Regions from separate parts of the Mus musculus genome. Here region 1 is linked to region 2. Evidence: chromatin loops called from intact Hi-C (ENCODE). Cell type or tissue: heart. All regions are shown on one strand. Links, peaks and the distances in the headings refer to the core of each region. The heading gives the core; the rest is flanking DNA.

The links. A loop is a pair of places that touch in the nucleus more often than their neighbours do. Peaks named below come from ENCODE experiments on the same cell type or tissue, not always from the same donor. Only the 100,000 strongest peaks of a DNase experiment are listed, where the experiment ranks them.
Region 1: it touches region 2 in a loop (7-fold over the local background); 19 of 42 quality-filtered maps call a loop at or near these places.

Annotation. Positions count from the first base shown.
Region 1 is chr1:90,195,513-90,211,245 of GRCm38, reverse strand. Ackr3 (atypical chemokine receptor 3) reads right to left here and starts at 7,266. Exons shown (of 2, transcript NM_007722.4): 1 at 7,159-7,266. In heart, for the core only: CTCF peaks have their summits at 5,780 (motif pointing left), 7,274 (motif pointing right) and 8,986; DNase peaks (open chromatin) are centred at 4,335, 5,755, 7,285, 8,885 and 4 weaker places; H3K4me3 peaks cover 5,268 bases; H3K27ac peaks cover 5,513 bases; H3K27me3 peaks cover 1,471 bases.
Region 2 is chr1:90,052,487-90,068,219 of GRCm38, reverse strand. Iqca (IQ motif containing with AAA domain) reads left to right here. Exons shown (of 19, transcript NM_001368722.1): 15 at 1,296-1,495. Among named protein-coding and RNA genes, the nearest start is that of Asb18, 46 kb to the right of the region's middle. In heart, for the core only: a CTCF peak has its summit at 7,477 (motif pointing left); no DNase peak of the experiment used is centred there; H3K27ac peaks cover 319 bases; H3K27me3 peaks cover 889 bases.

The sequences.
Region 1 (15,733 bases), core at 3,785-11,784, 140 kb before region 2:
AAAAGACCTTCCCAGGCCCACACTATATAAAGGAAGGACTACAATGGGGACCTAGGGACCGGAGGATGCTTGACTGGCAGTGGTGTGAGCCTGTCCTTGAGCTACTGGTCCAGACTATGGCTTTAGTAGTCAGTCATGGAGGCTGAAAACCAAAAGAAAGAACTGGCCCCAAGCCTAGGTAGCTTGACCTTGGGTCCTGAACCTGTCTTCCTGTTCTCTCCACACCAGGAGGCAGCCCCTTACCCCCTCCATTGCCTTCAGTGCCCAGGCACGCCTAGCCCTGGAAATGGTCCAAGAAGGCCCCGTGCGGTGCAGGGGACAGATGGAGATGGTATCTGCCTTCTGCATCCCTCCACTGTCCCTGCAGATTCAACTCTCGTTCTCATGTGCACCTGCCAATCTCAGCTTCTCTCAGGTTCCAGAACAGCAGTGGATGGTAGCAGGGGCTTGGGGATCCCCATCCAGCCCTTTGTTTTTTTACCATTGGGAAAAGAACCTTGGTCTCATGACCATTGGGTCCCAGAATCACAGTGGTATTTCGGGGGCAGGTACAGATCGCCAGCCTCCTGTTTGTCCCTACTTCTGAGGTCCCTTGGCACTGTGGAAAGTCTCAGACAGGGACGGAGCTGTTATCGTCCCATTCTGAAGGACAGGGCTTAAGCTGGTGACTCCTCGTGGCACTGTGACAACCAGTCACCTTCAGTGGGCAGTGCACAGTCCAGGGGCAGAGAACCTCATCCTGACCACTGCTGCCTGATTGGATGTTCCCTCCCTGCCACAGAAGGCTCCTGGAGACCAGGCAGAAGGCAGCAACCAGACCCTTTGTGCTTCAAACAAGTGACTAAAGAAAACAAAAACGAAGATATCAAAGGGCCACCTCAGCCTGACCTTCATCACTTGGACATCTTTCCTGCATTAGGTTTTAGAAGCAAATAAGAATGATTTCAGAAAAGAGCCAATGACAGGACAATCCATCTTCTTGGGGACAACAGAAACTGTGTGTCACCTGGGTGTGGTCTGCAGTCACAGCACCTATGCAAGACATCAGGAGTATGCCCTCTTAACACCAGTGATGTCTGCCCCTTGATGAAGCCAATAGCCCTCCTCCATTTCTTGCTTATCCCTCAGCAAATGACCTTCAGCCTTCTTGACAGAAACAGAATCATGACACAGCAAACTGAGGGACATCTGCCCATGATCCTTGGACTCCAGTCCTGGACAAAGCTCTCAGAGAAATCTGAAAGTGAAGGCCAATTGGGGAAAAGGGAGACTCTGCCGACCTCCCAGAGAGCCCTGCATGGAGACCTGGCCTCCCTCCAGCAGACAGAGGGGTTCCCAGGAAGTTCATGAGGAACAAGTTATATTTCATACAAACCTGCTCCTTGAGTCCAAAGTTAATGTCTCTTGGCCATCTCTTGCTGTTTATGCTGGCCACACGGAGGACTGACAACCAAGGAGACCAGAAAAAGGTTTCCCCATCCTGCCCAGTCACTCAGGGCTGCAATCAAGCCTGGTTCCTTCCCTGATGTCTTTAGGCCAGAGGTGAAGAGTGATTTGTGGGGTGTCCTCTGCATGTGGCCTCATCTTTGAACACTCAAAAGTCCAGCCCTAGGAAGGCATGGATGAGACCCATTTCAGATGCTTCCTGGGAACCACACCTGGATAAGAACTGCAGGGAGTTAGGGAGCCTTAGAATGATGGCTTTATTCTATGGTTTTACAAGTTTACAAACTTCTTCTTGAGATGCCCACGTGGTCTCAACCATGCATTCTAGGTATCTACTGAAGTGACATTTGTTTACCAGCAAAAACCGTGGGCAGCATAAATATCCAACAATAGCAGACGAGCAAGCACATCTAATGTGTGGAATACAACACAGCTGTGAGCAGAGAGGGGGCGGGGATGGAGAGAGAGAGAGGTTTAAGAACAAGGGGAGTAAATGAATGTGTGCTGCTGAGCAGAAGGCTAAGAAGCAGATGTGCTGCCCTCAGCACAATCCCATTGATGTGGGAGAAAAGGCAAAATTATGAGTGTTTTATATGCAAATACATGCATAGAAAGACACAAAGACCCACAATGAGGGTAAGGCTTTGGGCAGGGAAAGTAAATAGAAGGCAATCACAGAGGCAGCCTCGCCTTCCTCCAGAAACGCCCAAATTATTGCAAAGCTTACATCAAAATTATGTAAATTTTAACAGGGGAGGGAATGAGCCACTGCACATCAAAGGTTCCTGCTCTGTTTTTCTGGGCCACAGACTTCACCAAAACCGAAAGCCTCCTCCAGAGGCCGACTCCTACCGAGCTCATTCACTCTTGTCTGTCAATGACTTTGTCAATTATCTGCACACAGACAGCACTCCCATCTGTCCAGTTCTGCCATGGGTCCACAGCCACACGCCTCCCAGGACCAACAGCGAAGAGGAAGATCCTTCCTCAAAGATCTGACTCTCGCTTCTAAGGTTCGCTACTCTTCATAAAATGTCCTGGATAACACCCAGCTGCCTGCGGTATCCAGCTGTTTTCAACTGGCTCGCCTAAGCTCCCTAGCATGCTGGGACAGCACCAGAATTAGAAGCATCCAAATTTAGAGTCTCCATGGGGTGGTGGTTTGGGCTGCAATCCATATGTCCTTATCCCCAGATAGATCCTCCGAGGGACTGCCAAGTGTGTTCAGGTGCCTGGATAAGGTTCACCAAATTGCCTCAATGTGTTCGCCACATCCCCATCGGAGAAGAGAAGAGCCTTCTCAGCCTGCCTCTGCCTCACCCCTCCCTTCCACAGGCTTCACATCCCAATGCATCACAAAGCTCTCCTCATTGCTACCTCTACACTTCCTCCCTACTGGGTCTCATTCACCTTTGTTCAACCAGTGGAGCAAAGTGACCTGAAAAAGCGCTCAGTCAGTCGTGCTCCCGGGAGGCCAGCAGCCTGAGGTGCACTGGTTATCCAGAGAGACTCAGCTGCAACCCTTTCCCAGCTGACATCAGTTGATCTCCTCTTGAAGGCACTGCTCTGGGACACGTGAAGCTGTCAAGCCATATCCACCTCCCCCAAACACCCACCATCCAAACAAGGCTATCCAGGAGGCACAAAAGCTTACTGCTCTCCTGGGCATGGGTACATCCTTCAGTAGTAAGGTGGGGAGCCTTCAGGAGAATGGAGGCAAGCCAGGGACATCATAGAGCATCGATGAGAGGCAAGTCACTGTCTCCATGAAGGAGAGAAGAGAGCAGAGGTGGGCCTTGACCTGTGGGCAAGGAGATCTGGCCTTAGCCTGTCTATGCCAGGGCAGGTTTAAGGAAACGCCATGGCTTTGGGACAGAGAAGGTTTAAAGACAGAAGTGCCACACAGTTGAGAAGGCCTGACCCAGATGCCCTATAAATAGGCTTGCTGCCTGGACAGAAGCCACATAAGACAATGTGATCCCAGCCCCAGGGACTTAGAACCTACTAGGAAACAAGAAAACTTCCTTTACAGTTTACTCTTTTTTTTTTTTTTTTTCCAGAAAAGTTTACTTTTCTGCAAAGTGTGGCCTGTGTCCCACAGAGAACTTCCTGGAGAAATTCTCTGTGGACTCAAGTCTGGAGGTAGGTATTTATCCAGCCTGTCTTCCCTATCTACACCTTTGAAAACAGTTCAGGGCAGCTGATAAGCCACGAGGGATGCACACATTAGTAACTAACGGGCTGTAGCTTGTCCATGCTCCAGCCAGTAGGAGCTGTGCTCAACAGCTTCCACTTGGGTCCTGTGTTACAGGCACAGTGTTTTCATTTGGCTGGGACAGTCTACAGAGAGCCTTTCACTGAAGCAGGAGAGTCTGACTGTCACCTTTGCAGAACCGTGAGGCCACTGTCCATCAGAGAGATGACGGCTGCAATGTTGCCCATTAATCGACCCCCCTACTTAAGTCTACTTGAAACACACACCCAACCAGCGTGACACCCACCCAGGCAAATCCTAGTCTTGAGTGCAGAAAGGGACTCTTGTCTATCCCCCAGTACTGAGCCAATGAGAAACAATGCTGTCCTGACCACACATTCATTGTGGCCCTGAGTGACCTCAGTTCATGTAAGTAAGGAACTGCTTTGAATTATTCAGGAACTCAAAGAAATAATAAATACGGAGAGAAAAATCCACACCCTGATTCTGATACAGGCCACCTATCCCCAGGGTTCTTGGCTGAATTTCCCACCAACACATGAGACAGCCTTCTACTACCATGGGAGCACTCACAGATAGAATGAATGTCCCATCCAGAAACCGGATCAGAGCCATTGTGCTCAGCCCAAGGGAGCAGAGCTGCATCTAGCAGAGAGATCTAGATGTTCCTGTACATACAAAGGCTGCCAGCTGGCAGGATAGAGCCAGAGTCTGCATTCCCACCAGTTTAGGACCTGGGCAAGACAATAGGAGGTTCAGGTTCCCAAGCCACACTAAGAAAGCTTAGGCTCTTCTTATATACCAACCTTCAGGCTGGCAGAGATGACAGAAAAAGACGCCAGCTATTTAGCAGACACAGCCTTCAAACGCAGCTTTCCCAAGCTGCCCAGGGCTCCACCTGGAGTGGCTCAAGGCCACCTGAGACAGTCTCCATATCTCCCAGCCGTGGGCTGGGAGAACAAAACACTGCCCACAGCCAACCTCCTTGTTCTCTGCAAAATTGTCACCATAAAATTCTACAGTCTCTGGGATGTGTTTATAAGAAACAATTTTTTTTTTTAAAGTGAAGTTTGAGGGAGTGTAGGCTAACCATCTCTCTTCAAACAATTCTAAGTGAGTGGATTTTTAACAAGGAAGGCATCAGAAGGCTAATCCCTGCAGAAAATATCCTTGCCCGACACCTGGTCCCACTTGCTTCTTTCTTTAGGCTGTTTGCTTCCATTGTAACAGCAGAGAGGTGCCCCAGTGCCTGGGGAGTTTGAAAACAGTCATTACTACTTGTCTATCAATTTTATCTAAGCACATAGATTTCAATTACCAGACTTTATGTTTGTTTATTGTTTATTTTATTCTGAGACATAATGTGTAGGCAACATAACCCAAGCTGGTCTCAAACTCATAGCAATCTTCCTGCCTCAGCCTCTGGAGTTCTGGAATCACAGGCATGCACCCAGCCTAACAGGCGACAAGAAACATTTTAATACCTGATTGTCCTTAAGAATCCCTGGTTGCTTAGCTGAAAAGTACAAATGCCTTTGGGGGCCCAAATTCCATTCTGTTTGCTACAAGATCTCAGAAAAGTAAAAGTTCTAAAGTTGTTGGGGCCCTTTCCCCCTCCTCCGTGACTCTAAAAGTTTATAAAGGAGTGGCCCTTCAGACTCAGCTCTGAGTAACTGCAACCAACTTCCCTGTGTAGATTTGAAAATTAGAGCACTCTGCCTCAAATCCTCACACAAAAAGCCACTGTTCTGACTAACCAGGGTGTTTCATGGTCTTTCTTTCTTCTTCTTCTTCCATTTTTTTTATCCCATTTAGAAAGCCTACCCTTGGCCAGCTCTGGGTCTGATTAGAAATCATAATACTTTCTTAGCTCCCTAAGGGTTTGCTAATAATACTGGATAAACTCCCCTCCAAAGCCCTGACTCAGTTAAGCACAAGCATGCAGCCGTGTAGCTTTCTGGAACTTTAAAATATATGTGTGTGATTGCACTGTGCATGCCCCTTTAAAAACAAACTGGAGGAACCCAACAGGCAGCTAGCAAGCAGTCGGACTTCCCCAGCTTTTACACCTCTGCTCCCAGACAGATCCTTCCAGCCCCTGCTGCCTCCTGGAGGCAGCAGCTGAGCTCAGCAGAGAGCAGCACAAAGTGTTCACCGCTCAGACTGGGGGAAATTAGAGCAAAATGTTTCCAAGCTGGAGCCTGTGCACAGCTCCCGATCGAAACAGGGTTTTCATTTCATTTGGGGCAGGCTTCTATTCAGATGGGAGAAAGACGGGGACTTGGGGGCTTTATCCATTTACAATCTGCAACGAGCCAGGCACAAAAAAACAGAACCACCCCCATCCCTCCTTTCTGGTCCTATCCATTGAGCTCCACATTCTCCTGAACTAAATAAAGACCACAAAGCCAGCATCTGCTCCTTCAAAGAAAAACAAAGTTTCCATACTGGCCACAGCACAGACTGGGGTCTCAGGGATGCCACTAACCCAAGACACCTTTAAAAAGATGCTTGATCCTACCTCACATCGAAACAATTAATTAATCTGTTTGTGAGCAAATGAATGGAGAGACAGAGAGAGAAAGGGGAAGAGACAGCCAGTCTGCCTTTCACAGTGCCTCATTTTCCTAGTAGCTAGCAGCCAGGAGTCTTGGCTGACCAGGATCCCCTGACCTCAGAGTCTCCCTCACTCCCAGCCACCCAGTGAACCTTTATGCACCCTAACAAAAGTCAGCAACACTCACAGTTCACTTGGAGAGTAGATTTAAATTCAAATACTAGATTTCTTAGTGTCTGCTTTTTTTTTTTTTTGTCCCAATTGAAGTTGGACAACACTTTCTAGGAGAACAATAAATACTCAAAATTAGATTAGCAGGGGTGCCATGAAGAGATAAGATGAAGAGGAGCTAACATTCAATTTACAACTTCCAGAATTCAGGAGCTGTGAATTAATCCATCCCCACCCCCCAGAGCACGGAGTTTAAACTCATCCTAGACTCAGAATGCTCAGCCCAGTTGTCTGGTCCGCTGAAGGATGCCTCTGGGCATATCACATGCCTTTCTGGAAGTGCGCTTGTGGTTTTTACAGCCAATCTGATAACCAGAAGTAGGAGTGGGCAAACAGTGATGCCAAGCTCACCCCTAAGCTGGCTTTGGGCAACCTCAATGGGGCATCCCACATTCTCTGCAAAGTTTCCCTGCTTCCTGGAACTTAAGTACTCACAGAAACAAATCAGAGTCCAGTAGCAAACAAACATACACAGAGGTTTCCCTCCACAAATGACTGAACTCAGATCCCCCAAATCAGGAGCAGTAGCTTGCAATGCAGGCATGCAGCGTGCTTTGAGCTTTCCAATCCGGACCTGCAGGCTCTAAAGCCCCCAGCTCAGGGATCCAAGAGTTCTCAGAAAAAGCCCAGTTCTCGTAAGAACAGGAGTCCTGCCCCTTGCCGTAGTTGCTCGGCAAAGCTGTCGCAGAAGCAAGGCTTTCTTACTTACCTCAGGGCTTCCTGGGCTGTGGTTTGCCTTCCTGACGGTGAGCGCTGCAGGCTCCTTCAGTGCTGAGCAGTTTGTAGCAACTGAGATCTCTCAGGGCTCCGGACTTGCCTTTTATATACACTGCGGGAAAGTGCCTCTAGGTGGCAGTTTTGCAACCCTCGGCTCTCCTCCCGCCCCTCCTCTCCCACCACAGCGCGCAGGCATGCAGGCTTGTACAGGCGCACACGCCCTCCTGTAACCCTCTCTAGGTTGTTGTTTCCTGCACAAACACATTCTTGGGAGCCCTCAGATCCCTCCCTTTGCAAAGGCTAGATCCTATTGGGGGAAATGTCAGCAGAAGAAAAACCAAAAGAAGTCCTAGGACGTTCCAAAATGATAGAATATTGATCCAGTCTCAGGTATAGCTTTTAATAATCCCATGAGCACCGGGAGTTCCTTTGAATGCCTGTAGCTTCAGGGAAGACTTTGTTCCCAAGACAAATTACTCTGAACTTCTGAACTTCGATGTTGGTTTGTCAAGCTTGCTCTTTCTTTGTCGATGCCTCCTGGACAGAAGTCACATTTTGGAAAGGGGACGATTAATCGACCCTGTACCGCCATCACCCAGAAGTGAGGGAAAGTGCCTTTAGGTTGGATCCAGATTCTGCTGGAACTCTTACACAAAGTCCTTAAGGCCCTATTAAGACCGTGTTCCACGGAGTCGAGCAGTGCCAGTCACTGAAAAGGCCTTGTCGCAGGTGAGGTAGAGTCGTCATTGTGAGCTTAGCCAACTTTTATCGCAGTCCTCATCTTTATCAAAATCTACATTCTAATCGCGATGCACATTGCTAAGATTCCCTGTTTTGTTTTTTAAATGTGTCTCTTGCAATTCCCCATTTAGTAAAACTCAAGCACAAAATGACCCAATCTTTACTTTTAAAGCCGCGCCACTGTAACGCCTCCCCAAGTGCCCCCCACCCTCCAAAGGGCTGGTGGTCACTCTGCTCTCATGCCCCCCTGGGCCTCTGAAAGGCAGTTACAGCACCCACAGTTGAGGCGCGGGCTGTACGCAAAATCTGCCTTCACCAACACTTGCCGAGTCTATTTTCTAAGTCTCCGGAGAGTGACTGCTGAACACAGGAACCCGAGAACTTGGGGATCAGAGTCTCACGTAGGCTAGAGAGCTTCGGTCTAGGGAAAAACCTTAACAAAAGAAGTGGTTTGTTTAAACAGCCTTGCACTTTACTCCTGGCGGGGCAGATCCTGCTCAGTGAGCTCCTGAGGAGCACACCTGCTTTCCGGGCTGTGGGAGGGGTGTGTGTCTGCAAGGAGTAGTGTGAGATCTGGTGGGGGGTCATACGGCCTCCTGGGGAGTCTGTGACCTCAATGCAAGGGAGAGGCCCTGAGGCCTGTGGGCGGAGTCTGTGGCCCGGAGATGTGGTCTGTGGTCTCAAGGGTGGATCTGGGTCTAGCTAGAGGTGGGCGGTCCTACAGCCACAAAGACTGGTCTGTGGCCCCAAGGGGAGGGAGGTCTGAGTCAACAGGGAGGGTCTGTAAGAACAGGGAGTGTCCTATAGCATCAGGCAGGGACCTCTGAGGCCTCAGGGTCAGAAAAGGGTCTGGGGCCTCCGGACCCAGCTGGGCCGTACTACCCCAGGCCTTCTAGCTTTCATTCACTGAAGACGAGGCACTATTAGCAATCCGCCCCAGTTTGGGATGCCAAAGCGCCTGCGCATCGCAGCACGCCCAGGCCCGGGGCCAAATCCTCTGCAGGGAAGGTTCTTGACTGCCTTTGTCCAGAGCCCAGCACTGCCTGGGAGCAAAGCAGAGACCTGCCCTCGTGCGGCCATCCCAGGATGTCCACAACAGGGGCCGGCTCTGCTTCTCACCGCGACACATGGACCAAGGCGGACCTCAGAGAACTGGACTTCCCAGGGGGAAATGCGCTTGCTACAGCAGAGCCATATTGATGAGACCATGCACTTACTTGCTAAGAAAGAAGATGCAAAGTAATTTTTTAAAAAGTAAAAAAGTACACACCCACCCTGAGAGAGAGAGAGAGAGAGAGAGAGAGAGAGAATGAATCAAGGGTGAGCATGTAGTGTTTTCTAAGAAGGCATTGATGTTCCCCAGCTCCAGAAAAGATTGACTTGGTAAGGTTAAGCCTATTGGGCTGAGACACAGCATGAGGTCCTATTTAATGCCTCCATCCTTTGGCCAAGAGCCCACCTGGTGACCCACACAGATGACAGATTCAGTACACTGACCCAGCTGCCTGGAGCTCAGCTCTTCGGGTGCTACAGGCCTCTGGGTATCTCCCAGTCAGCTCCACCCCCTTCCATATACACCTAGGGTCTGAAGCCCATTCAGCAACAGTTCCCTCTGGAATCCGTTCTTGTGTTAGCATGCCATTACCTCCTGCCTGAATCCCACCCACTCAACACACTTTGACCCTTGAAGGGACAGGGCTGTAGCAAGCTGGGTCCTGCTCCCAGCCTGCAGAGAAAAGTGGAATAGTTGAAAATGTTGAGTTACTATGAATATGTCGGGAGATCTTCAAGCAGCTGGCCTGGGGACAAAGCATTATAATGTCCTTGTGCTGCAACCCAGGAAGACGCGTCATCTTCCAGTGGCCAGGCAGAACAGGAATGGACTGCTTCCTGCTGGACAGGACGTGCTCCCCCTCCCCCAGCCCCCAATTACTGCAATACCAGATCCCTTCCTTAGAGGTAAACTTGGTCAGTGCCTGACCCACAGAGGATATCCCAGCTGGATGGTCCAGACAGCTCCATCTCGGAACTGATTCTTGAGTCAACCCTCCCCACTTGGATGTCTCTGAGTGCCAGGCATCTATCTATACTAAAGGGACCTTCTATTCTTGCTGGGTGCCAGTCAGGATCTGAGGAACAGGTGCGTGTCAGGGGTAACTAAGAGAGATGCAGACAGGCTGACTCTTCTTCTCCCACCTCCGTAGGAGTCCAAACTCTCATGACATGGAGTTCTTTAAGAAATATAGGAGTCATCTAATGCTAATGATGCTTATCAACATCTGGGTGATATTTAGAAATGACCCTTAGACATAGCTAGGTGTGAGTGCTGGCTGCCTTGTGTTCTTCTGAGGGCCCCAGCCAAATTCTTCCAGGTACTCTTCACAGCTATCCTCCTCTCAGTTCCGTAGTGAGGAGATGGAGGCTCAGAAAGCGGGTGGCTGTGGGTGACCAGAGGGGCCATGCAAAACTGCCTTTGTCTGCCTTCACAGTGCCCCTTCCTGCCTAAGAAGCAGTAGTATCTTACGTTGGCACCCAAAAGCAGTAAGCTAAGAACTGAGGAACAACTCCTCAACTAAGGAAGGATCCCAAGAGAAACTGAGATGCAGGAAGGGAAAGATACCCAGGTGTGTGAGTCCAGGCACAGGTGTGTGAGTCCAGGCACAGGTGTGTGAGTCCAGGCACAGATGTGTGAGTCCCGGCACAGCAACTGCTCCATGTGGCCCTCTGCAGCCTGGTCAAGGGAACTAGGTCCCACTCTCATAGCCTCTAGCCACTGTCTAAGGCTTGCAGGCCATGATGGCTCCACCTACCTGCAATTAGACTCTGCAATCAGATCAGTGTTTTTCTCTGCCTGAGTAGCAAGCTACATTAAAACTGAGGAAGAAGTACAGAGAAACTAAGAGAGGCACAGCAACTTAAGAGCACCATGGGTTTCTATAGCATGTGTGGTGTGAGCTTTGTCCAGAATAGGAGTGTCCTGTAATACTCTGAATATCTGGGTTCTGCCCCAAGGCCTTTGTCCCTGACACTCTCCCAGTGACTGCTACATGGCTTCCACCATCTCATCACTCCAGAGGCAACTTTAAACACAATGTCTGTGGAGTGGAATTGAAGGTGGAGTGCGGCTCTTTGACATTTGTGTTGGTCACTTCTATTCTTCCCAGGACAAAATACCTAAGAAGCAACTTAAGGGGTGAAGGGTTGATTTGGTTCATGACTAGATCTAGAACAGTGCAGTCTGTGGTGCTAGACAAGGCAGGAGAACAGAGCATACATACATGTTCATATCCTGACAGAGAGCAGGGAACTCCAGCTGGAACTGGGATTGGGCTAGGGCCCAGCTCTTCCATCTAGGTCCTGTTTTCTGAAAGTTCTACAACCTTCTGAAACAGAGCCAGCAGGCAGAGACCAGGGGTTCCACCATGTGAGTCTGTGTGGTACATTTCACATGGAAACGCCCACAAGCCTTTAGTCAAAGCATCATATGCCTGACACTCTCTTGTAGCTTGCTTCCCTCATGGCATGTCCAGTGTCATCAGTTAGCTGTCTTCTTCCTGCTAGCATAGATGTTTCTTACATTCCCTCTCTGTGTCTGTCCATCCATCTAACTATCATCTATCTATCTATCTATCTATCTATCTATCTCTTATATACATATACACATGTGTGCATTCATGCTCTCTCTCTCTCTCTCTCTCTCTCTCTCTCTCTCTCTCTCTCATACACACACACACACACACACACACACATATATATACACATACATAGGGCTAGCTGCTTACCAACACTATGTAAATGAATCATACCCACAAAGCTCAGGTCAGAATCACCTGTCTTCCACCCCTCTCTGTTTCACCACCCACAGAATCATGAACTAGGTTGGGAACAGGCATGGGTAAGAGAGGATGGAGCTAAAGGTTTTAGGAAGACTTAAAACTTACATCTTGAAAAGGACTAAGGGCTTCATGGGTGCAGTGGTTTGAATAGGTATGGCCCCATAGACTCATTTGTGTGAATTCTTGGTTATAGGGAGTAATGCTATTAGGAGGTGTGGCCTTGTTGGAGCAAGTATGGCCTTGTTGGAGTAGGTGTGGCCTTGTTGGAGTAGGTGTGGCCTTGTTGAAAGTGTGCCACTGTGGGGGCAGGCTTTGAGGTCTCTTATATGCTCAGGCTATGCCCAATGTGGCACATAGTTCCCTTCTGCTGCCTGAGGATTAAGATGTTCTCCAGCACCATGCTGCCACACTTCCAACCATGATGATAATGAACTGAGCCTCTGAAACTGTAAGCCAGCCCCAATTCAATGTTGACCTTTACAATACTTGTCATGGTCACGATTGCCTCCGCACACCAATAAAACCCAAACGTAGGCAATAGGCAGTCCCTACAAAGGACGTTAATGTGGGCAGTATACATCACACACGTGGGGAGGTGTGAGGCTTCCTTGGTCATGAAAACACAGCATCACCCAATGGACCACACTCCAGAAAGTGCCCTCCCCCAAACTGCTGCGTGTCAGCAAGGAGGAGCAGCTGGAGCCCTCAGATTCCCATGTTCTCAAACTGAGTGTGCTTCCTTAGTCTTTAGGTTTCTAATCCTCTGTGATCCAAAACATGGTCTCTTGAAGCATTCCCAGCTTGAGGCCCTTTCATCCTCCCACAGCAGGACTGAGTTGGAGACCATGTTCACACTGGTAGGCCACTCAAGCTAATGAATCATGTACTGTGCATCAAAAGATCATTATTCTATAGAGGTTTGTGTCTAGACCTTCCTTGCTGCGTATTCATAACCAGTAGCTTGCAGATAGCATTGCTAAGCAGTACCATCACTTCTAAGGGCAAGAGACTTTCCAGCTCAAGTATTGTGCCATCCACAAACCTTTGACCCAGGATACACTATCACTGCAGCAAGCGTATACCCAAAGAAATCCTTGTAAGTGCCCCCTGGAGAACTTTTGATAAGAGCCACAGCTGCAATTGATCTGAAGACTGGGAGGTAGTGTTTACAGTGTCCCTCCTAAACACAGTGTCTTAGTCACTGTTCTATTGCTGTGAAGAAACACCATGACCAAAGCAACTCTTTTTGTTTGTTTGTTTGTTTGTTTGTTTGTTTGTTTGTTTTTGAGACAGGGTTTCTTTGTAGCGCTGGCTGTTCTGGAACTCACTCTGTAGACCAGATTGGCCTCAAACTTATAGAGATCTGTCTCATTTTGCCCCTCCCCCCATCCCACCCCCTGGCCTCCAATGCTGAGATTAAAGTGTGCTCCCACTGCCTAACCGAGGGCAACTCATGAAAGAAAGTAATTAATGAGGGACTTGTTTACAGTTTCAGAGGCTTTATCGTCATGGCAGGGAACATGGTCATGTATGGTGCTGGGGCAGTAGCTGAGAGCTACATCCTGCTCCAAAGGCACAGAGAGAGGAGAGAGAGAGGGGGAGAGAGAGAGAGAGAGAGAGAGAGAGAGAGAGAGAGAGAGAGAGAGAGTCTAAGCCTGGTTTGGTCTTTTAAACCCTCAAAGTCTACCCTCAGTGACACATCTACTCCAATAAGGGCATATCTTCTAATCCTTCTAATCCTTTCAAATCATGCCACTCCCTGGTAACTAAGCATTCAAATATATGAGCCTATGGAAGCCACTCTTACTCAAACCACAACACATAATCAGAACTTTTATTGAAAAGTGCCAAACAAGTGCAACAATGCATGCAACTTCTGGTGATTAAATGGGGCATCTCTAGCTGTCTGCAAGCCAGTGGGGTTGCTGAAATTAAAATGCAGACTACATTCATGATAGCAATTTCCAGGATATGGGACTTGATAGAGGGGGTATTGCTGTCAAGGTCCTCGCCACAATTCCCTCTGAGTAAGAATCCAAACCTGATGCTGTGAAAGTCTAAGGTGGAGATGTGGAGGGGGAGGCACATGGGTCTCTTGGACAGTAGAACACCAAATACACAGGCAACGAAAGCTAAAACAAACAGATGGGACCAAGTCACACAGCAAGACTCTGCACAGCAAAGGAGTCTTTCAGCAGTAGACATCCTAACTAACACATGAGTAAATTTAAGGACATCTGTATTCATACTATGTAATATGAACCAAATAGTCATTAGCTGCTATCTCTCACCAGTAACAAAAATCACTGTAACATTTGATGCTATGAAACTATCAACAGAGAACATAGAGAAAACAGTTCAATGGGGCACAGTCCTCAAAGCATGGGAAACAGAAGTAAAAATAGACGAACAAGATTTTACAAGACCCCAAAGCATTCACACAGCAATGAAAGCCATCAGCAGAGTGAAGATCCAACCCAAGAACAAACTATGGTGAAGCAAAATACAGAGCGCATACACCAGCAGGGAGCTAACAGCCAGAGTATCTAAACAACACACCATAGGAAAATGGCAAATAACCCAGTAACAAATGGGCAATGGGCCTAAACACACATTTCTCCAAAGGAGACGTGCAATTGGCCAGAAGGCCCATGAAAAAAATGTTCAGTATCCACATTACCATGAGTATGCAAGCCCCGAGTGGAAAGGAGATGCTGCTCACTCCACTGAGGTGACCAGGATCTGCATTACATGATAACAGGGTCTGCTAGCAACCAGAATGCTCACCTGCTGTTAGGGGGCTAAAACCTGGTCCAGTCACTCTGGAGAGCAGCATGGTGGGGCCTCAAATTTTTAAAAAAGATCCAGAAGTCCCACCACTAGGTATATATCCAAAGGAGATAAAATAGGTATGTGGAAAAGTTATCTGCACCCCTGTTGATTGCAACACTGTCCCCCAATAATAAATACAATGGTGTGGCCTAAAAGTCCAACTTCTGAATGAGTGACAAATGCAAATGGAGTTCTGTGTATCACAGGCTCTCTATCGCTGTGATCAAACACCAAGGCCAAAAGCAACGTGGCAATGAAAGAGCTTACTCCTGCTTATAGTTCTACATCACAGCCCGTCACTGAGGGAAGTCAGGGAGGAACTAGGGCAAGGTCAGAACCTGGGGGTGGGGGCAAGAGCTGATGCAAAAGCCACAGAAAAATGTTTCAGATGGGCTTTCTCCTCTTGTCTTGAGCAACCAATTTCCCTAAATATGCCTTGCCCACCTGCCTAGAGGCAGCACCACCACATTAATTATCAATCAGGACAATGCATCATTGTCTACGGGTCAATCTGGTGGGAGCGCTTATCAATGGAGATTCCCTCTTCCAAAATGACTCTAGCTTGTGTTCAGTTGACATAAACTAGGCAGCACAAGTTCTGTTCAGCCACAGAAACATGGAATCATGCCATCTGCAGTGTGATGAACAGAACACAGTTCCCTATGAAGTTAGACAATATATTATTTTATATTACAATATATTGTTTTATATTTTATATTAGCATAGTATTTATATTATATGTAGTATACTCTATATGTATATACGTATGCTCACACATATTGTAGCAGTTTGAATAGGAATGGCTCCCATAGACTCATGTGTGTGAATGCTTGGCCCATAGGGAGTGGAGCTATTGGGAGGTGTGGCCTTGGAGGAGGAAGTACATCACTATGAATGGCAGCTCTGAGATCTCATCTGCTCAAGCCTGTCCTGCTGTGTGGCACAGTCTCCTGCTGCTGCCTGTGGGTCACCATGTAGAACTCTTAGCTCCTTCTCCAGCACCATGTCGGTCTGCATGCACGTCACCATGCTCCTCTCCATAATGATCGATAGTGGACTAAACCTCTGAACCTGTAAGACAGCCCCAGTTAAATGTTTTCCTTTATAAGAGTTTCCATGGCCATGGTGTCTCTTCACAGCAATGGAAATCAGAACAAA
Region 2 (15,733 bases), core at 3,615-11,614:
ATCTGTGGACCTCGAGGTTCCAAGCACACTTTGCTTCCAGGTTGTGAGTTCAGCCCCATCCTGGCTTCCCATTGCAGGCTCACCTCCTCGGGGCTCAGCTTCCTTCTGCCCATAAACCCTCAGTAGCACATCTCAAGATTTTTCCATACTTAAAACCCACCCTACTCAGCACAGGAGCTCCCGGGGCTTGCCAGAGCCACACCCAAAGCATCCTTCCATGTCCAAGAATGAAGAAAAGAGGAGTAAAGAGCCTCTCTCTCTCTCCCACCATCAGAAAATTGCTCCTCCATCACACCATGTTCCTGTAACCCTCTCTGATCACATAAACCTCAGTTATGTCACTGGAAAGAATATGTAGAACGTTGAGTCACTCTAAAGAGACATTTCTGACTTTCAAACAATTCAGTCCTTTCGATTATACTTGGAAGGAAAGGAAAGGGAAAATTATATTGAGCCAGGCATGATGGCACATGGCTGTGATCCTAGCATTAGAAAGGGAGAGAGAGAAAGGATCAGGCCAGCCTGGGCTATAAGGTAAGAACCTGTCTCAGATTTTATGATTAATATTATTATAGTCACATATTAATAGCCAAGACATAGGTACCCAGAGTCTCCAAAACCAGGGCCCCTTGAGGACAGCTGCTCCCCTCCCCCCACTAACCAGCACTGAATTGTGTGCACCTTGTACCTACTGAGTGCCCACTCCTGTTCTGCCACCCCCAACCCTCGCCCCATCTGGCCTGAGGTATAGACTGTGCAGATGAGAGTAGACAGCAGCAACTGTGATAATCCAAGCTGCTCTATTGCCAAGTGCCAGGTGACCTTTGATCCTGACAGTCTGGGGCCAGCTCAGAAGGCTTTGCCCCCTGGCCTTGGCCTTTCCCTCTGTCTCATACGCTTCAATACATATACATAGTAGGAAAGAAGGGTCCAAAGGAAATGAACATGCCTCAGCCAACCTCATTGTCTGTCTCTCTGCAATCTGTTCCACCACCTCCAAATAAACAAATACATAAATAATAATTTTTTTAAAAAAACAACTTGGTTAAGCTATTATAGGAATGATCTTTAAAATTATTAGTTTGGAAGAAATGCAGGACACCAGGGGAGGAAAAGCAGGCCTAGAGGACCCCAGAGGCCCCAGAGCCCATTGAGCCTTAGGCTTGACTTGACTTCCATGTATTCACCATGGCCACAGACCCCTTCACACAATGCAGCGCCCTAGCATCCTCATGCTAGGCACACACTCTGGTTTTCTGGGCATACTCAACAGCACTGGCCTATGCCTTTTCCAGGGTCTGCAGAAGTGCATGAGAGAGCTCCCTTGGTAAAGTCACTGCTTTTGGCTGGACCCTCGGGAGTAGGGAAGAAAATGCTGGTCCATGCCATCTGCACAGAAACAGGGGCTAACCTTTTCAACCTGTCTGCCTTGAACATCGCTGGGAAGTACCCGGGCAAAACCGGCCTGCAGATGATGATACACTTGGTCTTCAAGGTACGTGCCATGGCTGTCTCCTTCCTCTTCCAAATGACACTCAGTTCCTGCAGGTCATTTTTCTAGAGAGGCAGACACATCTGTGTTGAGCTCCCCTTTCACCCTCCCATACATTAACTTATTTCCAGATCTGGCTGAGCATCCTACAATTAGAAACAGCTTCTTTGGAGCATAAACACCCTACCGTGGTGCCCAGACCTGACTCCTGAGGCCACAGGCTTCCTTGCTGAGATGCCTGTATGTCTCCTGGAAAATCAAACCCACGTTTTACCTCCCCAGCTCATCTCACTGTCCTGATCACCTTTGTACTGTTGCTCATGTGGTACAAATTACAGCACTCTATTACTCTCTGAGCACGAGCTCTTTCGACAGGTCTGAAAGGGGAACCTTCAGAGAGCTAGGCCCAGGATGGGAGGGTCACAGACAAGGATGACACAGGGTCACAGACAGCATCTCAAAGGACCAAATGAACCGCCAGCTCTGTGACCATAGTTAAATTCTTAACAGCCCCTCTGGGTCCCATCACCAGAATGAATGAATCTTAAAGAGCTCAGATGCGAATCTTCTATACATTATATGAAGATTTTGCAAGATGTAATTTCGATCTGGCTGAGGACCTTGAGGTTTTTCCCCTGCTGGTCAGCTCACCTTAGCTGTTACAGTGTCAGCTTTGACTATAGAATCCAGTGTGGCTGCACACAGCATCTAGGCTGACTCTGCCTTCTCAGAGCTCTAAAGTATGGGGATGGTAGAAGTGAGTCTCTCCTGGGGATGCTGGTCCAGTACAACTCAGATGAGAGAAGGTAGCAGAGGGCTTTGTTCCCTCAGCTGCCTCTTTCCACAGGGCCCTAGAGAGTGTCGCTCTTCCCTTCTTCCATGATTGTAGCAAAGGAATCCTACAGTGCAACAGTTCTGGTAATGGGATGCCTACCTGATGTGTTCTGTTTATATGACTCCTCTTGCAAACTATCTCTTGAGGATCTTGCCTACTTTGTATGGATGGATGGGCAAGTGGGTGTGTGGTTTTGTTTTCATGTATGGGTGCACTTGTGTAAGTAGGGGTTAGCATGCAGCTGTGTGTGTCAGCACATGTGAAAATGGAAGGTCAACCTTGGGTGTCATCCTTCAGATACCATCCACTCATTTCAAGAGACAGGGCTTCTCTCTGGTCTGGTCTCACTAGGCTGGGCTGGCTGGCTAGTGAGCACCAGAGATCTGTCTGTCTCCACCAGCCCAGCCTTAGAAATAGAAGCAGACACCAATGCCTGGCTGTTTTAAGTGGATGCTGATTGACAGGTGAGCCAGTTCAAGTCCTCATGCTTATAGAGCGAGCACGATCTCACTATCTCACTATCTCACTATCTCACTATCTCACTATCTCACTATCTCACTATCTATCTCACTATCTCACTATCTCACTATCTCACTATCTATCTCACTATCTCACTATCTCACTATCTCACTATCTCACTATCTCACTATCTCACTATCTATCTCGCCGGCTGCTTACCTTCCATGAGCTATTGGCTTCAGAGTTTGTTAGAATTATTTGTATATCCTAGATGCAAGTCTTTATCACACATGAATTGTAACCATCAGCATTTCCAAGCACCTAACTACCTCCAGACATTCTTTGTTTCGTTTTTGTTTTTGTTTTTTCGAGACAGGGTTTCTCTGTGTAGCCCTGGCTGTCCTGGAACTCACTTTGTAGACCAGGCTGGCCTCGAACTCAGAAATCCGCCTGCCTCTGCCTCCCGAGTGCTGGGATTAAAGGTGTGCGCCACCACACCCAGCTTCCGGACATTCTTCTGCACACTGCTGTGTATTCTGTGTTGGTTAGTTCAAACCGTCAACTTGACAACACCTAGAATCACCTGGGAGGAGAGTCTCAGAGAGGAACTACCTAGGTCAGATTGGTCTGTGGGGATTATCTTGGTGGTTAATCAACATAGAAAGTTCTAGTTCTCCATTTAACAGGCAGGGGGTCCTGAGCTGTGTAAGAATAAAGAAATCAAGCTGAGCATAAGCAAGCAAGAGAGCAGCATGCATCCATTCCCCTCCACTCCTGACTGTGAATGCGGTCTGACTAGCCGCACTGTCTGCCTTGCCTTCCTCGCAAGGATGGACTGCAACCTAGAAGTCTAAGCCAACTTCTTCCTACACTATGTTGATCCCCTTTCCTCCAACCCATCCCCCCCAGAGCTGCGGTCCAAACCCAGAGCCTTTTGCTTGCTATGTAAGCACTGTACCACTGGGTTAAACCCCAACACCCCACCTTGCAGTGGTAACACATACCTTTAATCCCTGGGAGGCACAGACAGGCAGATCTTCGTGAATTTGAAGCCAGCCTGGTCTACAGAATGAGTTCCAGGACAGCCAGGGCTACACAGAGAAACTCTGTCTTTGAAAAACAAGACAATGAGCCCCAACACCCCACTTTACTGTTGCTTTTAGTCCAGATATTTTATCACAACAACAGAAATGAAACCAACCTATTCACATCTCACAACAGCCTATGGACACAGGCATGAAGTGAGGGAACAACTGGGTCATAGTGCTGCCCTGAGATGCCCAAAGTCTGGCACCATCCTCCATGTTTCATAGCCTGAGTTATGAACACACAGAGTGTGCCTGGGTCTCTTCATTCCTTACACGGCTCCTGGTGTGACTCTTGGCACAGCCAGTGACCTGGTCGTTTTGTTCAGCTTGTTAGAAAGTGAGAGCCCTCATCTTGATCATAGATAAGCGATTGCTGCACTTACCAGAATTATCACAACCGGACACCATGTGGACAGGAGATGCTAGATGTCAGGCCATTAAAATGTAGAACAGCACATCATCTGCCTAGACCTCTTGGTGTTGGGTGCCTGACACATACCTCATTAGGTTTCACCTTTGTTGTGTATGTAGCTGATTAATGAAAGACCCAGAAGTCTCAGGAGTGGGAGTCATTCAATTAAAGATGCTCCGAGAGGCCACTGCCTCCCCATTCCCCCACTCCCTACCCCAGCATGACTGACAGAGCAGCTATCTGCATTTAATTAACCAGAGGAAGGCAGGATTAGGAGCCTGCTTAGGCAAGTCAAGGGCAGGAAGCCTGAGGATGTAGCTAACTATAGAACCTAGGACCCAGGCCATGGCTCAGCAAGGCAGACTTCTGTAGGATTTGCTGGAGGTGAATAAACAACAGAACCCGCCAGCCTGCACCTAGACTCCGGGAGATGCTGGCTCTTCCCTGATGGCCCGTAGCTCTTTTCTTCCTCCTCCTGCACAGTGACGCAGCTGAGGGCCAGCACAAGAGTGAGGTCCTAGGGGAAGAGGGCTAAGATGGCTGCTCAGCCAGGAGGTCACATCTAGGTCATGCAGACATGCTAGCCTGCAGCCAGTGAGCACAGGATGCCCAAAGCTCTTAGGCCCAGTCTCTTCTCCAGGAGAGGACTCTGCCCATATATGCTCCTCTCCAGAGCTCGTGCTACAGTCCCAAGGGGAGCCAGACAGCTCTGCTCCATAGCTCCTGGGGATGAGGACTCTGACAAATAACTTCAAGATACTGCTGATATGTGCGGTGGTGTGACTAACCTAGATCTGTGAAGAATGTGACATATATGTGACGTGGGCCACACATGATCTCAAATGAGCTGACTAAATAAAGAAAGGAAGGGGGCAACTGCAAAGATGGCTCTGTCAGTAAAGTGCTTGCTAAGCATTATGGGAGCTTCAGATCCATCCCCTGTATCCACACAGAGAGCCAGCTGTGGTCATCCCAGCACCGGGAAGGTGTGGTCAGAAGGATCCCTGTTGCCCGCTGGTCTGCCCAGCCTAGCCTCATCAGCAAGCCCCAGAGCCCAGGGAAAAGTCACGACTCATAAAGACAAAGAGGATGGATTCAGGGAATGATATCTAAGGTTGATCTCTGGCACCACGTGCACATGTACATACATGTGTGCATGCACACATGAGCACGCACACCCACACAGGCATACACAGTGTGGGGTTGAGGAATAAGGAGAATTGGGAAGAGGGAAAGGGGGACCAGAAACAGGGCATCATGTACAGATGGTACAGCATCGGGCATGAAAATCAAGGGGCCTGGACTCTGAGCATAAGTCCTGACAGAGAGTCTGTCTGAAGGCCAGGGTCACCTTCCAGTGTGTTGAAGGCAGTTTCAGATTGAGGGGTAGGGTACAGGTGGATCCCCAAACCTTTTCCTGTGCATGTAGCTTGGCTTCTAGCAGTCTTAAGTCAATGGCAGGTTTAAGCAGGGTGTGTGGAGAGTGTACTGGACTCATCTCCACCACATACCGCCTCCACCACCAGCATCCCACAGTGCGCATGTGCCATGGTCCAGAACCCACAATGCCGTGCCATCAACATTACAAGGTCATGCTTGTCTTCTACTATCTGAGCCTTCAGAACTTAGTCCTGGAGGGGACAGAGTCAAAGGGGAGAACATCAGAAAAGGAGCCCAGACAGAACCATGAGGGAAAGTCCACCCCAAACTGAGGCCATAGTAGCTTGGAAAAAGGAAAAGACCACAGAAGGATGATAAGGTCCCTTGGCCACAAAGCCATGTGGTAGGTATAGCTGTGTCTGGCTCTGGGGAGAAGGGGGTTGAAGAGGGTGGAAAAGGGGGACCCATTTCTCCATGGTGGCACCAGTTATAACAGCCCTCCAAAGAGTTCCAAAAGAGAAGAGAGCGTCAGACTGTGGGCACAGGCATTGCCAGCAGGGTGTGAGGGGAACACACTGTGGACATTAAGTCCCCAAGTACAGAATCAGAGCTGCTGGTGTTGTAAATGAGGGTGTGTGTGGAGGGGAGGAGGTGACCTGTGGCCAGGCTTGGATGGAAGGATGCTTCTCCACCCTGGACACATTCAGAGGGAAGATGAAGTATTGATTTGGTTAACCCTGCCCCGGGGAGTCACTTGTGCCTGAGTCTTCGTCCCATATATATCCTGTTCTTCCCAAGTTGCCCCAGCATTGCTGAAGCCTGGAGCGAGCCCTTCAGCCCTTACGTAGAAGAGTGTGGACTGGGAGGAGCAGGACTTTCAGCACAAAGTCACCACATGTGACACAATGCCCCTGCATCTGAACCCTTTCCCTTTATGTAACAGCACCATTCTGTCCAGTTCCTATTAGCACTGCCTGCCCACAACACGGTGCCCACCAGAGTGAGCAGCTGTGCCATGAGTCCCCGCATCCCTGCTCCTTCTCTTCCTCCTCTGCCCTGCCTGTTTACCTCTATTTCATCAGTCAGGCTTCCAGTTTTAGGATACTTCTACTCTTTTGTTGGTTATTAGTTTCAAAACAAAGGTAGTCTCTTGCTAGAACCTGAAATCACTTCCTTGACTGTATACAATGTAGCACAAAAAGATAGCAATTAACAATAGAAATGTGTACAGAAGAGAACACCCTCACATACTGCTCAAATGGACCCCTATTTAGTAGGGTAAATTTAGAATGTGAACTCCCCCCAGTAGCCTGAACCCTTCCATTCCTCTCCAATATGACAACACCTCACATACAGACCAAGGATACTACATACCTGCTGGCAGGGAGGGGTCCCACTGTCAAAGGTCCCTCCTTCCTGCCAAAAGCAGATATCTGCCCGTATTCATGGAATAAAGAGCAAACACGTGAAGGAATGAGTGTGTGTGGTTCCAGCTTGGTAAACCGAGGCAATAGCTTAGAAAGCAGATGTTGGGGTTTACTGCTATTTTCCTAAAGTTCTCCATATCCAGGGAAGAACCCTAAAACATCCAGGGCTCATGTCTGTAACTTACATGATGTAAGCGTGTTCTGACGGCAAGCCAGTATGTTCTGAGGTCTGATGCCTGCGGTGACCATTGCGCAGTGTGCTCAGAGGACTCACAGGACTCAGTAATAGAGGCCTCCTTGTTTTGACGAAGATCAGGCTTGGTCAGTAATTGACAGAGACATTTGATATTTGATAGGACCGAAGAGCCCTCTGCTGGCCACAGAGTGAACTATCCCACACGACTTTAGACTTTAGAGGTTCAGTTACATTTAATTGGCCATGACCTCAAACTATCTGCATAATTTAAATGAAGCTTCTCCATAGCTAAGTGAAAATTAAAAGAGCAAAAGAGACCATTTTTCATAGCAAATTGTCAAACCTCTCTCTCTCCTCTCTCTCTTCTCTTCTCTCTCTTTCTCTCTCTCTCTCTCTCTCTCTCTCTCTCTCTCTCTCTCTCTCTCTCTCTCTCTCTCTCTCTCTCTCTCTTGTTAATTCTTACATACGCAAAAGGAGTATGGACTAGCAGACCCAAGTACTTACTGTTGTTAAACAGCCACCAAGGGAGAGACAGATAGACAGGCAAAGATTCTAGAAGGTTGAGGGACAGGTAGAGCCTCCAGTAACAGTGAATGTTGGGTTCTTAAGACATGCAAATAGCATAGGTGAGACCCTGCTGTTCCAGCCATTTGGACATCCTCAACTCAAGCCAAAGGAACCATGCTGAGCTGAGTCACCTGATTGCTCCGTTTGTTGTACCTGGCCACAGTTTGGTATGAAGCGTGATGGCTTTAAAAGCTTTTCTCTCAGAATGGAAACAGCTTGGCCTTGCACTTGGTGGGTTAGCAGACATTCAACTTCATCACGGAACTCCTGGGCCACTGAGGTCAGAGTCACCTTGCACAAATGTCCTGGCCCTATAATGGCTTACTGATCAGTGATTAAGTTGGTAGAATAATGCAAGATTGTGTTGGAAGGAACATGCCCGTTCCAGCAGGCAACTGGCCACATTCACCCTGGATTATTCTCCAGGCATCAGATCTCAGAACATACTGGCTTTGCCGTCAGAACATGCTTACATCATGTAAGTTACAGACATGAGCCCTGGATGTTTTAGGGTTCTTCCCTGGATATGGAGAACTTTAGGAAAATAGCAGTAAACCCCAACATCTGCTTTCTAAGCTATTGCCTCGGCTTACCAAGCTGGAGCCACACACACTCATTCGGCAAAATGCTTTTTAAATGATCAAATGGCCTGTTTGCAGCTCTGACCCCAGTTAAACAGTGAAGGGCACATATAGGATATAAAAATACAGTCTAGTATTTTGTGCCTTTTCAGCCTCCATCTGACATCTGCAGGATCTTGTAAACAACCCGCATTTTTAAACTGATGGGATCCACGCAGTGACCATGAACACCGTGAAGCCAGTAGCAGCTGGACCTGCTTCTTCCCAGAGTCAGGTTACTTGGCAACACAGCCCAAAGTGGGTAATAAACTCCATCCAAGACTAAACACTAGCATGAGATTGAATGCCAACAAGTGCCACAAGAGAAAGTTGAAAAGAACTTTGTAGAACTGGGCCTGGCATGGCCTTTTGAAACCTCAAAGCCCAGCCCCAGTGACACACACTCTCCCACAAGGCCACGCCTCCTAGCCCTTCTAATCCTTCTCAAATAGTGCCACTCCCTAATGACTAAGGACTCAAGGGGCCATTCTTATTCATCCACCACAGCAGCTTTCAAATGTTGCAAGGTGACCTAGTTGACCATTATTTATCGTAATCCCCAAGCCAGAAGTATTATCTACAGCAATGCTGATAGCAAACTTATCACAGAGTGACCATTGTGGCCTTGTAGCCTAAGCTGCTGTTTTGTGACAAAGCTTTGAAAGAGTATAAGAAAAAAAGAAAATGTGTGTTACGCTTTTAACAGGTGACAAATTAATGACCCAGGGTGTGCATGCTTTAGTCCCCTTGTGATGGTCCCTACCTATTCACCAGGGGTGGGGGGATGTTAACAGATGTGGCCTCCAGGAGGCTGCAACCTTAAAGCCACACAACCCATGGTATGGCTTCTACAAAGCCCTGTCCCTCCAGAAGTTATCTAAGGGGATATCAATCATGTTCCCCAAATGCTCATCTAAGCACTCGTAGACCTAGGGAAGGTCAGAAACTTCATTCAAAATGGGTTCAAAATAAGGTTAGAGCCAATGAATGATATGGTCCCTCATGCTATCATGATGCTAGAGAAGTACGTCTTCTATCTGGGGCTTGGGAGGTGGGCAGCCTTCAAGACAGTCCACATAGCAATGCTCACAGAGCCCCGGAACCTTCCCATCTCTGTGTCTGATGTGAAGGCGTTTGTAATGACAGGGACTGCCTGAAGACAGATGTGAGATGGACAGTCAGGGGCTCTGTGCTCTTAGACTGCACTGGTGAGTGCTGCAGTCAGAGACCTTCTCCTTAGCAAGCATGTCTGCCCAGCTGCTCTACTGTGTCCAGTTGATACAGTCTTAAGAGAAATCCAAGAGGAGCCCCACTAATGTCACAGTCTAGGGGTCCTGACTGGGTTTGTTTTCTCTGCCAGTCAAGGAAATAAAAGGCAGGAAAAAATCTGAAGAGCAACAGGCAGCAGCAGAGAAAACTGAAGCTCCACAGTCAGGGTGGGTGAGGAACCACACGCAGGCAGCAGGCACACAGAGGAAAATGCACTCTGTGAAGCAGAGGGTCGGGCTCAGAAGGGAAGGAAAAACTCCAGTCTCCTCTCAAGGCCTGGAGCGTCTAGAGCCTCAGAGTTTTCCTCCCCCACTTGGAGGTTGGTCAGTTTGAAGGCAGATATGGTGGTTGCTTGGCTGGAACTATTGTGTGATGTGTCCTGATCCTGCCTTGAATTTGTTGAGCCAGACCATCAGGAAGGGGGGCTGCTGGTGGGAGACTGAAAGAACTCAGTGGGGAAACCCCCACTCAGCTCCCGATTCGGCGTGCACCCAAGAATCACGAATAGAACACAACACCTTGATGTAACAACAAGAGGTATTTTAATGGCGGAGCTCCGGGTCGAAATGTTTCTCACACAGGAGACAGTGGATTCGACCACGAGGCTTGGAAGCTAGGGGTTTTTATAGAAAAGGAGTGGGGCTGGGGAAGGAATTGGCGCAGTTTCACATGATTGGTCCATTTAAGCATCAGCAGCCTGTAACATTTAACTTAGGTCAGAGGGGTGGGAGCTAGGGAGGCGATGGGCCTGCCCGGGCATGTCCTGGTCTGTTCTGCTATGCTCTCAGCCCCAGGTTTCAAAGCTCACAAACAACTCTTTGGGCTATTTGACATACATTACATGAATTACAGTTTTATTTCCTTTCAAGACAAAAGCCTACAAGGCCTTTGTTTTAGACCAACAGGCTTCTGCCTCAAGTCAGGAGGGTGAGGAAAAAGTCAGCCATCTTGGAAGTTTGCCACTTTATTACCTAGTCATAGCCTCTCTCTCTGCCTGTCGCCTACCAGGGAGTCTGTCTAAGTCCTCATCCCTCACCATGTCACCCCCTGTCCCACAGTGGTGGTTCTCTATGTCTCCCTCCAAGGTTGCCTTTCCTAGCTTTCTCTCCTCATCCCACGCCATCTCTGAGTTCTTCTCACAAGCTAAGCTGCCTAGATGTGTCTGTACTCTCCTCCCCAATTCACTATTTGCACATCTGCCTGAAAGATCCTCTTTGTCTTCTAGACTCTGTCCCAGCATGCTTCAGCAGCCTGTCTTGTCCCCTGCACTCCTGCCAAGGCCACCAGTGACATCCTAGCTGCTCAGCTTCCTGGCCATCGTAGCCAACAGCCAAGTGTTCCATCTTGCACCTGCATCCAGGATGGCTTGCCCTCCCAGACCCCATTTTCCTTCATCATTGGTTTCCTGGAATGGTCCTTGAGCTCTGTCCCAGCCATAGTCTATCCAACCCTTCTCTCCTCTTGCAGATCCTTCCACACCATTCTTGGATAATCTCCCTCCTGGACCATTGGTCTTTTCTGATGTCGGGTACCCTCAAGCTCACAGTGGCCCATGCTGACCTCATCATTTCCTCCTTCATCGGGTCCCCTCTAAGCTTACTGTCCTCTTGGTCATTCCATATCTACTTCTTGTATGTATGGCCAACTCTATGCCCCTGAGTCCATTCCAGCCTTCCCAGGCATGCACCGCTTCTGTCTTGCCTGCTCTCTTTAGAAGCCTCTATTCCCCTCCCACCTTGTCCTTCCCAGTGTCCTTCAGCCATTCCCACTGCCCCCAGAGCCAAGGTGGCCCAAGTCTGAGCTTAGTGCCAACTACGGCAGTCCTCACACACTGACCTTAACACAGATAGAATCTTGAAGTCTTCTCAGGGTATCCATGGCTTCTAACATATAAACAAATTCCATCACATGGCTCCAGCCTCTGGCCCCTTTGCGACCACCCTAAAAAACCTTTGCACTATGTGTCATTCCCAGTGCCCAAGAGCCTGGCTCCCACTCAGAGCAGCACAGGTATTTTCTCCTTCTGTCTGGGAACCTCAAAGCTCTGTCTGCTTCCATCTGTGCCTACAGTCTTCATCTCCCTTGTCCCTACCACCCTACAGTTATGAGACACCCTCTGCTGTCCTTGAACCACCTGCAGATTCATAGCTGCCCTCTCCTGCTTTCCCAGATCCTTGAGGTCCTAGCTCCTAGAAACTGGCCCCTACATTACTGATCTTTATGGTCCAGCCACTCCACACAGTGCCTCAGAACTTCTCTGCCCCCAGCCTCTAAAGGAAGGAAGAGAACATAATTTTCATTCCTAAATCCAGGCCAAAACTGAGAAAGCAACTCCCTCTCGCCCCCATGTCTTCACCCACCATGAAAAGCAGCCTCCGTTCCTCTAATCCTGCCTCACCGCCTAGTGATCCAGGCCTCTCCTCTCTGCCCAGCACTGCACAGGAAGGCCTGTGACCACCTCCCAGCTTCCCCACAGAAAGGACAGGAGAATTCATGCTCCCAGGACCAAGAGATTCATTCTCCCAGGAGCAAGGTGATTATTTCTCAATCACCTTTCTGCTAGGCTGCAAGAAGAGAGGACAATGAAAGTAGACAGGAAGTGAGGGGAGAAGTTATGGGGAGGGGGGAGTCATGGGGGGAAAGGCGGGAATGATGGGAGGGGCAGAAGTATGGAGTAATCTGCTCAAACTATAGATATGTATTTTACATATGTATGAAAATAGCCTCAAATAACCACCTGTAATCATAACTTTTAAAATTTAAAAGCTCTGATGCCAGATGGTGCCCAGGCACTTAAGTGTCATTTCTCAGCCAGGGCATCACTATCTAGAGCAGTGACTCTCAACCTTCCCAATGCTGTGGCCCTTTAATACAGTTCCTCATGTTGTGGTGACCCCTAACCATACAGTTACTTTTGTTGCTATTTCATAGCTGTCATTTAATTTCGCTACCGTCATGAATCATAATGTAAATGTCTATGTTTTCTCATGGTCATAGGAGGCCCCTGGGAAAGGGTAGTGTAACACCCCCCCCCCAGAGGGGTCATGACCCACAGGTTGAAAGCCACTGGTCTAGAGTCTCCAGTGTCAACCCAAGGAAAGGGAGAATGCTGTGGGGAGAGGAGGCTGCAGTATTCTGGCTCCTCTTGCTCCCTAGTGTACCTCCCACAGATTATCACAGGCACACATGGCAGGAGTTAAATTCTAAGCACCAGTTGGCAGCCAGCATTCCCTGATACTGTCTCCTTCTAACCGTCCTTTCTCATGGCTTCCCAGCCAGGACTGGCACTGTTCACAGGGAGCCTACACCCTGTACTGTTTCTGCGCCTCTCTCTGAGTCCTCACCACCCAGCAAAGAGTTGGCGCCCAAACATGACATATTCCACACTGCAGGTCTGGAGGAGGATGGCTGGCTCCAGCCGCTCTCTCTGCAGTGTGTGTGCTGCCTCCCCTAGAGACCCATAGAATACTGAAGGTGGAGAGTCATCTAAGCTGCTCTGACATCTCTGGGTGCTGATTTCATTAAATAAAAGATATAGATGAGGGAGAGAGAAGCAGAGAGGGTGTCCCTTCATCCTGTGGCATGTATCTGCCCCAAGGGTGGCAGCTGCAAGGCAAGTGGCTGGTTTGTGATGGTCACTCCTCAGATTGAGTGGGTTGAGACTTTTTTCCAGCCCCCCACCAGGCAGCCTCACCTCCACTAGCAGCCGTGCGAAGATACATCAGAGTTCCAGAGGATGGCAGTGGCGGGCGTGGGATTTGGAAAGAAGGGTGAGGCATGAGAAGGGCCAGGCCAGACACGGCTGTTTTAATCTGTTACTAGCACAATCTGAAGGGCTGTGTGTGCATGGGTGTGTGTGGCATGTGTATGTGTGTGCATGTGCATGTTCCTGTGCCTATGCCTATGCATGTGCACACATGTGTGTACGTGCACAAGTGCATGTGCATGTATGTGTGTGCATGTATGAACTTATGCCTGTACCTGTGCATGTGTATGTGTGTGTGTGTGTGTATCTGTGTCTGTGTCTGTGTGTCTCTGTGTGTGAATGTAATTACCTGTGCATGTGTGTGGAGCCAGAGGTCAGTATTATTTGTCTTCCTCAATCATTCACCACCTTACTTTTTCAAGACAAGTTCTCTCACTGGAACCGGATCTGCCTGCTTTGGCTGGCAGCAAGCCCTAGGGATCCTTCCGTGTCTAGCTCCCAGCACTGGGACACATATACCACTCATTGTACTGGCTTCTTACCTAGGGCTGGGGATCCACGCTCAGGTCCTCATGCTTGCGTAGCACGCCTTTGTTAACCGAGCCATCTCCCCCAGCTCCTTGACTGAACTTTTTGTTCTCTTTTTCTCTGGCAATCAAAATCTGGGAAAGGGAAAAAAATGTCTCTTCGAATTCTAGTGCCAAAAATATACCACAGGAGGCTAAGCCAAAACAAAGCACCCCTCATGAAGGTTGCCCCAAATTCAGAGGTCACAGTGGTTTGGGGTAGGGCTCAGTAGAAGAACCATGAAGAAAGAGAGCTAGGCTCGTAGCAGCAGAGAGTGTTTGGGTCCTCATCCTCCGTGCATTCACCTCCAGAGCCCTGGTCCTCCCCTGAGACAGAGATTCGGGAACTGTCCAGTTCTGTGTAGAACAGACAGGGAACCACAACAAGCAGCTCGCCCCTGCTTCCCACACCGTGGTGGCCTCCGTCCTGCCTCTGCCATTTTGGAGCTGTGTAGCTCAGATCACTTCTGGCCCTCAGTGACCCCCGTCTATAAATGGGGGAGGGGGTTAATGGGGCACACTCTGTGGGACTGAGTTGAGGAGATCACAGGCATCTGAAACCCAGAGAGGCCCCTACGAGGGGTGGCTGCATCACATGCACGCTGGCTCTGGCATGTACAGTGCCTGTGCCCTGTGCCTGGCACAAAGTGGCCCCACTGCTCCTTGCTGGACCACCCTCAGTTACAGCCCACACCATCTGAGGCCTGGGGTTTAAGAATAAGACTTGAATTCTCAAACTCTATGACCCAAGGTCTAAAAGCCTAATATAATAGTTCCCCAACTGTGTGGGCTCCTAAAGTTTGCTGAGTGTCCTCATGTGTTGGGGAAAATGGATGCATGTGATGTAGGTGTTGGATTGCGTTCAGTCAACATTACTTTGTTTCTGAAGACACATAATCTGTTTTCTCACTTGGCACATAATGCCAGGGAAACAGACTTGGCCATCCGCCCCTGGTGACTTTTCTGCCAGTCAGTGCGTAAATAATGTTGTCTCAACAATGTTTCAAGAAATGTATAAATAAGAGTTCCTAACACTGGCTAGATGCTGCAGCTGCTATTACCTGCCACAGTTGCACACAAAGCGCAAATTGTTGCAAAAAATACCTCAACTCCACTACTAGGCGGGTGCTTTGAAGAGATTGTTAGGCCTGTGGCAATTTATTCACATGCCTTGGTTAAGTCCAGTCCTAACTCTGGCATGAATCCCTGCTCACTCTAGAAAGGCCCAGAGCCACTGTCCTGCAGGGGAGCCGCAGTCACAAAGGCACAAGTGAACAGAGACGCACAAATAACATCACGGGAGCCTGTGATGAAACCGTCTTCTCATAGCAAGCAAACTTGAATGAACCTGGGAATGTGAGTAGCCTGTGTTTAGAGCACATGGTCCTGTTCCCATTCATTTTCAGCCGAGAACCAGTGACTTATGACAAACCAAACCAGGCAGGGGCTCTGGGCTCTGATACAGGAATATGTCCACTAAGACGGGCCTGCAGTGGTGGAGGCCTGTCCCACCCTATGGCCCCACCTCCTAGGCAGGTACTGAGATGCAAAACCCATGGATGCTAGCCTCCATGAGGCAGGTGAACAAGCTCACTTCTGGGTGACATCAAGGGTCTGCCTTCCTCAAGGTGTGCCAGGGATGTCCCCCAGTCAGGCTTCAGGGAAAGAGGACAAGTGTCCCTCAGGAAGAAACACATTCACCCCTAGGCTGGCTCT